Linked DNA regions of Homo sapiens: region 1 is linked to region 2. The links are chromatin loops, found by intact Hi-C in ENCODE. Cell type or tissue: GM12878. All regions are shown on one strand. Each heading gives the region's core, and the rest is flanking DNA. Links, peaks and the distances in the headings are about the cores only.

Region 1 (2,918 bases), core at 165-2,664, 230 kb after region 2:
GTCTGCTGAACTCAAGGTGTCAGCCAGGCTGCACTCCATTCTGGAGTCTCTGAGGGAAGAATCCACTTCTGAGTTCATTCAGCTTGTTGGCCAAATCCACCTCTTTGAGGCTGGAGGGTTGTAGAGCATTTCCTTTTCTCTAAGGCCCACAAAGCAACCTCTATTCATTCCTTAACACCCAACTCAAATATCAGGTCTTTGGGGAACCTTCCTTCAGCAGCAGCACAGCACAGCAGTGGGAAGAAAATGGGCTTTGAAGTTCATTGGAATTTTGCTTCTGCCATTTTCAAGCTGAGTGGCCTTGGGCAAATTATATAAGCTCTCTGAGCCTTTGTTTCCTCATCTGTAAACCAAGTACAATGCAGTCTTCGATAGTAAGTGCATCTGACTGACTGATAAGCAGAATAATAATAAAAGCAGTGACCACATATGGTATGCTTGCCATGTGCTGGACACTAAGCATGGCTAAGTGCTTTATATGCCTTTTTCACTTAATCTGCCTACCAACCCAATAAAGGAAATTCTATTATTACTCCATTTTGCTGATGAGAAAACTGAGGTTTAAATAAGTTGAACCCAGTCTTACCTGTCGCCAAATCCTGTGCCCTTGGTCATGATGACATATTCCTTCCTAAAAGGTACTCAAGAAATTGACATCCCCTTTCCCTCTCTCTTCCCCTCCATGCCCACCTCTGGACCATCAGAATTGCTTTTTCTTTCCATGTGTCCCCATAACCCTGTATACCCCAAGGCCTCTCTAATACCATGTAAGACACAGTATCAGATTTTTTTCATGTGTTTCTCTTTCCCCAAGCCTCCAGCATTGGGTCTGGCATAGGGCAGGGATAGAGTACCATAATTCAAGTGAACTCATGAATTATCTTCAGTCCTTTTAGGAAGTGACCAGGGTATAATTTATATAATAAAATGATTATTAACCTACATAAATAAAAGAGAGAAAACTGTCCCTTCCACTCCATTCCCTTTCCCTCGTGTGCTCTCAGCTGAGGCGATAGGCCCCAGAGGAATTCAGCAGCAGACAGATAAAAACATCAAGGCCTGTTCCAGCTTCACACCAGATCCTGGAATTTAATTTAACTTATACAGACGTCGGTGTTGATGCTCTTGGGGGCTCCCAGCGCAGCCTCACAGAACAGCTGGTAACAACTGTGATGGGTTTGCCTTCACACCTCAGATGGAATCACAGGGGAATTCCACAAAGGCAGGGCCCTGGAAATCATTTCACAGGAAGAGTCTCGTACGCTCCAAGGACCTCAGTTTCAGGACGAACTGCCGAGATCATGCAGTGAACCCGCTTTGTTTTTAAAACAGCCAAAATGAGGCCCAGGGATTTCCCCAACATCACATGCCTTCCAAGTTTCGATGAGCAGCATTAAGAATGTAAACAACAGCAGCATATTACAGCTTGAGGTGTGCAGTTCTCGTACTTAAGAGCCTGTCTTTCCTTTTCCCCATGTGTTCTGCAATCAGTGTAGACTGTCACCAGCAAAGAGCAGACACAGGGTAGTTAAAGTGGCCCCAGTCACCGGGCATGTGTTTTACATGAGATCCAGATTACCATCTGAACTCCCCACTTTGTTATTTTTATATTAAATTCTGACTTTTTATATTAAACTGTGACTATTTTTATATTAAACTATGACTCTTCCGTATTAAACTCTGATTCTGAAAGCAGATAATTCAGGGACAAAAACAGCTTTTAAAGTGAAACCAATATAGAACACATTTCTTGTGATCTTTTTAATAATTTTCTATTGCCAGCTGAATTTAACCGTGATCTTACTCCATATATCGATTGAAATTACAGTTTTAATTCACCATGCATTTTGTTTTGTATGCCAAAGCACCTTGGAGCTTTTCCCTCAACTTCAATCTTGGAATTACATTTTCTATGTTTGCTTATTTTACAGCACACTGAACTCTGTCGATTCAATAAAATTTAAACATGTGCTTATTTACGGAGCACTTATCATAGCCAGGGCTCTAGGGTGAGTGATTTCTTGAGAAAGATCTACAGATGTGAGTAAGAGGCAGCCTATGCCCCCAAGTAACTCATGATTAACTAGAGAGTAAAATCATTAACTGGTAGTTAAAAAACAAGGTGGTAAAGTAAAAATAAATCTGGAAATAATAAATGACAAGGTTTAACTACATAAATATTTGAAATGTCTGTAAGGCAAAAGACATTACAAATAAAACTAAAGTACAAATGACAAATTGAGGGAAAACATTTTCAACATTTATTACATACAAAAGGTTAATAGTGTTCATGTATAAAGAGCTTTCTATGACTCAATAAAAAAAAAAACAACCTAATAGTAAATGTGCAGGAGACTTGGACTAGAAATTCACTTAAAAGAAAGACAGTGCTCAAAGAAGTACAGATTAAAATGACAAAAGTAAGCCGGGCGCAGTGGCTCACACCTGTAATCCCAACACTTTGGGAGGCCGAGGCAGGTGGATCATTTGAGGTCAGCAGTTTAAGACCAGCCTGGCAAACATGATGAAATCTCATTTCTACTAAAAATATATTTAAAATTAGCTAGGCGTGGTGGTGGGCATCTGTAATCCCAGCTACTTGGGAGGCTGAGGCAGGAGAATCACTTGAACCTGGGAGGTGGAGGTTGCAGTGAGCCACTGCAGCCTGGGCAACAGAGTGACTCCATCTCAAAAATAAAAAATAAAAATAAATAAATAAATGACAAAAATATATTTTTACCTATCAGATTGGCAAAACACTTTTATATATTGATAAAGCTTAATGTTGGTAAGATGGTAGGGAAATGTATACCCAGTCGGGGAGTGGGTAAATTAGGAGAAAGTTTTAAAGGCAATTTGGCAGAATCCATCAAAGATTACAATGTGAATCTCCACTGACCCAGGCATTTCAGTTCTAG
Region 2 (2,918 bases), core at 165-2,664:
TCCATCCATACATTTCTTTTTCACTGTAGCTAATTTCAGTTAGATTTCTGTTACTTGCAGCCAAGAGGGTCTTAATGAATAGCAGAAGGGAGAGCATGTAAACATTGCAGAGTCAGAGTGTGGTGTGTGCTTTGCAAAAAGAACTAACAAAGGAATCTGAGCACCTAGAGAAGATAATAAGAAAGAGTTCAGCCAGGTGCGGTGGCTCATGCTTGTAATCCCAGCACTTTGGGAGGCCAAGGTGGGGGCAGATCACCTGGGGTCAGGAGTTCGAGACCAGTCTGGCCAGCCCATCTCTACTGAAAATACAAAAATGAGCTGGGCGTGGTGGTGTACACCTGCAATCCCAGCTGCTCGGGAGGCTGAGGCAGGAAAATCGCTTGAACCTGGGAGGTGGAGGTTGCAGTGAGCCAAAATTGCACCACTGCACTCCAGCCTGCATGACAGGAGCGAGACTCCATCTCAAAAAAAAAAAAAAAAAAAAAAGTTCATCTCCATTTTATCTTTTTCCTTGGAAATACTATTTAAACCATAATTCTACCTTAGTTATTACTTATTTTTAATTTATTTTATTTTTTGAGACAGGGTCTCACTTTATTGCCCAGGCTGCAGTGCAGTGGTATGATCTTGCCTCACTGCAGCTTTGACTTCCCCAGGCTGAAGTGATCCTCTTGCCTCAGCCCCCAAAGTAGCTGGGACCACAGGTGTATGCCACGACGCCCGGCTAATTTTTTGTATCTTTGGTGTAGACAGGGTTTCCCCATGTTGCTCAGGCTGTTAGTTATTGCTTCTCATGGGTTTTGTTTTCTTCCAGAATTCTCTTCTTCCTTTCCTTCTGTTTTCAAAAGACTTCCTGTCTCCCAAAGACCAATTTGATTATTTTCTCGCTGGGACCTCCACAGCTACATTACCCCATTTCTTAATTCTTGAAGTTCTTGGCACAGTCTAATTTGAACCACAAATTATTAAATTTTTGATGAGTGCTTCAGCTGCCCTTTATTGGCTGTAACTTCCCGCCATGGACTGCATCCTCATCCACAGATTGATCGCCTTTGACTGGTGCTCAAGAATCCTTGGGAGTTGATGGACTGATGAATCAAACGGGGAGTCTGAGGCTGCCATGGACAATTAAATGGGAGAGCAGGAGTGGAGAAGAGTTAGTGCTGCCCAAGTAACGGTCATCCAGGAATAAGGAAGCCTTTTGAGAAATAATAATCAAGCTGGCTCAAATGCACTTGGCACACATGGGGTGGACCCTGAGTCCCAGGTGGTGCACCTCTCCGAGTGGCCACAAGGGGGCGAGAGAGGGCATGGTCCAGGTGCCAAAATATTGCTGTGGCTGTGGGGTCAGCCAGCTGGCTGGTCCGCTAGTTGAGCCCTGGCTGGAAGGGGAATCTTGGCCTAGGTGATTTGCACAGGATAAAGTGGGCCTCCAACCAGAAGGCCTAGGAAGCAGCGTGCCTGGACCAAGGTTAGGAAAGCCCAAGGATGAACAGACGGATGGCAAACATTGATAAACATCTAAGAATAGGAGCTAGAATCTCCAAAATTAAACCAGCAAGTGAATGTCCAGTGACCCACATATTCTGCTAAGGATGGGGGATGACTCAGTGTCCTGGAGAAGGAAGCAGGAAGCCCAGGCATAGTACAGTGGCAAGGACTGAGTCTGGGAGGCAGGGGTCTGGAGTCTGATCTCTAACCTTGTAGTTCCTCAATCCTGTGTCTATGGCCCCTGATGAAAGCTCGTACTGTGTGTCCTTAGGTGATGACCTCTCCCTCTCTGAGCCTCAGGTGTCTCATCTTACCAAATAAGTTTGATGTCTGGAGACTGAGAGACCAGCCCCACCCTTGCACTGGGCACCATGATGACCAGGGTTCCTTTCAGTTTCAATGGTCTCTGAGTGACATGAACAAAACAGTTAGTTGGCTGCAAAGACCATGTCTTTCTCACTTCTGCCTGTGTACACCTGCTTTCTTTACAACTTTTGAGGAGGCCCTGGTCCTTTGGGACCAGGATTGTTCAGACCTTTGTAGAAGCTGAGCAGTATAATTTCTAGATGCACTGACCCATGACATAGCACACACCAAAATGCCCCCACATCCCACTGGAAATGCAATTCATTTTCTCTAAAATAGTTTTTGGGGGCATTTTAATAATTTTACTTTGAGGATTATTTTGCTAATTTTATTTTCAATGGCTGTGGTTTCTTAGAAATCATTGTGCATAGTTAGGAATTCCTTGAAGTGAAAGAATCTGCTAATTCTTTTCAAATATAAAAAAATTTACAGATACTAAGTATAACGATGTATAGAGTTGATGTAACACAGAATTTCAGGGCATTTCATTACATTTTGACTGTGGAATTTTCATTTTGTAACTTGGAGTCAATGAGAATTTTTGTAGTGCATGAAACATTTTTCGAGGCTCTTGAGAAGCTCGTAGGTCCTCTGTCCTCTGTCTGTGGCACCTGATGGGAAAAATCCTCCTGCTTGAGGCAGCTGAGTTGAAGTGGGGGGTCATTTCTTACCATTATTAGTTTTTGTCTCATGTCTTCTGGCCTGAGAGCCTGTGCAAGCTTTGAGTGTATCAACAAGTAAAGAACACCCCCTTTCACTTTCCTTTAATCTCAGAAACTTCATTTCAACATCTGTCTTTCAACTAAGCCATCATATAGGCAGGCATCAGGGTAGCAGAATCCCCCCAGCCCCAGGGATTTTCCTAAAGCTTGTCTCTCCCCAGTGCTCTCAGGCATACCGCAGTCAAACCAGACATCATCCCCATTGTCAGGGTTCTACAGAAATAGATATCCCACAAAGGGCAGTATCTTGCCTGAGAATTTGTTTTCTCTTGCTGATAATTCCTCTCCATAAACATTTTTGAGAAAGATGAATAGGTGTACCTTTCTGGAACAGTGAAT

What was found. Peaks named below come from ENCODE experiments on the same cell type or tissue, not always from the same donor. Only the 100,000 strongest peaks of a DNase experiment are listed, where the experiment ranks them.
Region 1: it touches region 2 in a loop (2.9-fold over the local background); 1 of 110 quality-filtered maps calls a loop at or near these places.

The regions. Positions count from the first base shown.
Region 1 is chr9:38,317,913-38,320,830 of GRCh38, forward strand. All of the region lies in intron 1 of LOC107987065 (a long non-coding RNA gene), which reads left to right. Among named protein-coding and RNA genes, the nearest start is that of ALDH1B1, 73 kb to the right of the region's middle. RefSeq lists an enhancer at 1,131-1,470. In GM12878, for the core only: no CTCF peak of the experiment used is centred there; a DNase peak (open chromatin) is centred at 1,319; H3K27ac peaks cover 984 bases.
Region 2 is chr9:38,086,855-38,089,772 of GRCh38, forward strand. No RefSeq gene overlaps it. Among named protein-coding and RNA genes, the nearest start is that of SHB, 19 kb to the left of the region's middle. RefSeq lists a silencer at 1,118-1,412 and enhancers at 1,359-1,408, 2,751-2,820. In GM12878, for the core only: a CTCF peak has its summit at 1,297 (motif pointing right); no DNase peak of the experiment used is centred there; H3K27ac peaks cover 1,134 bases.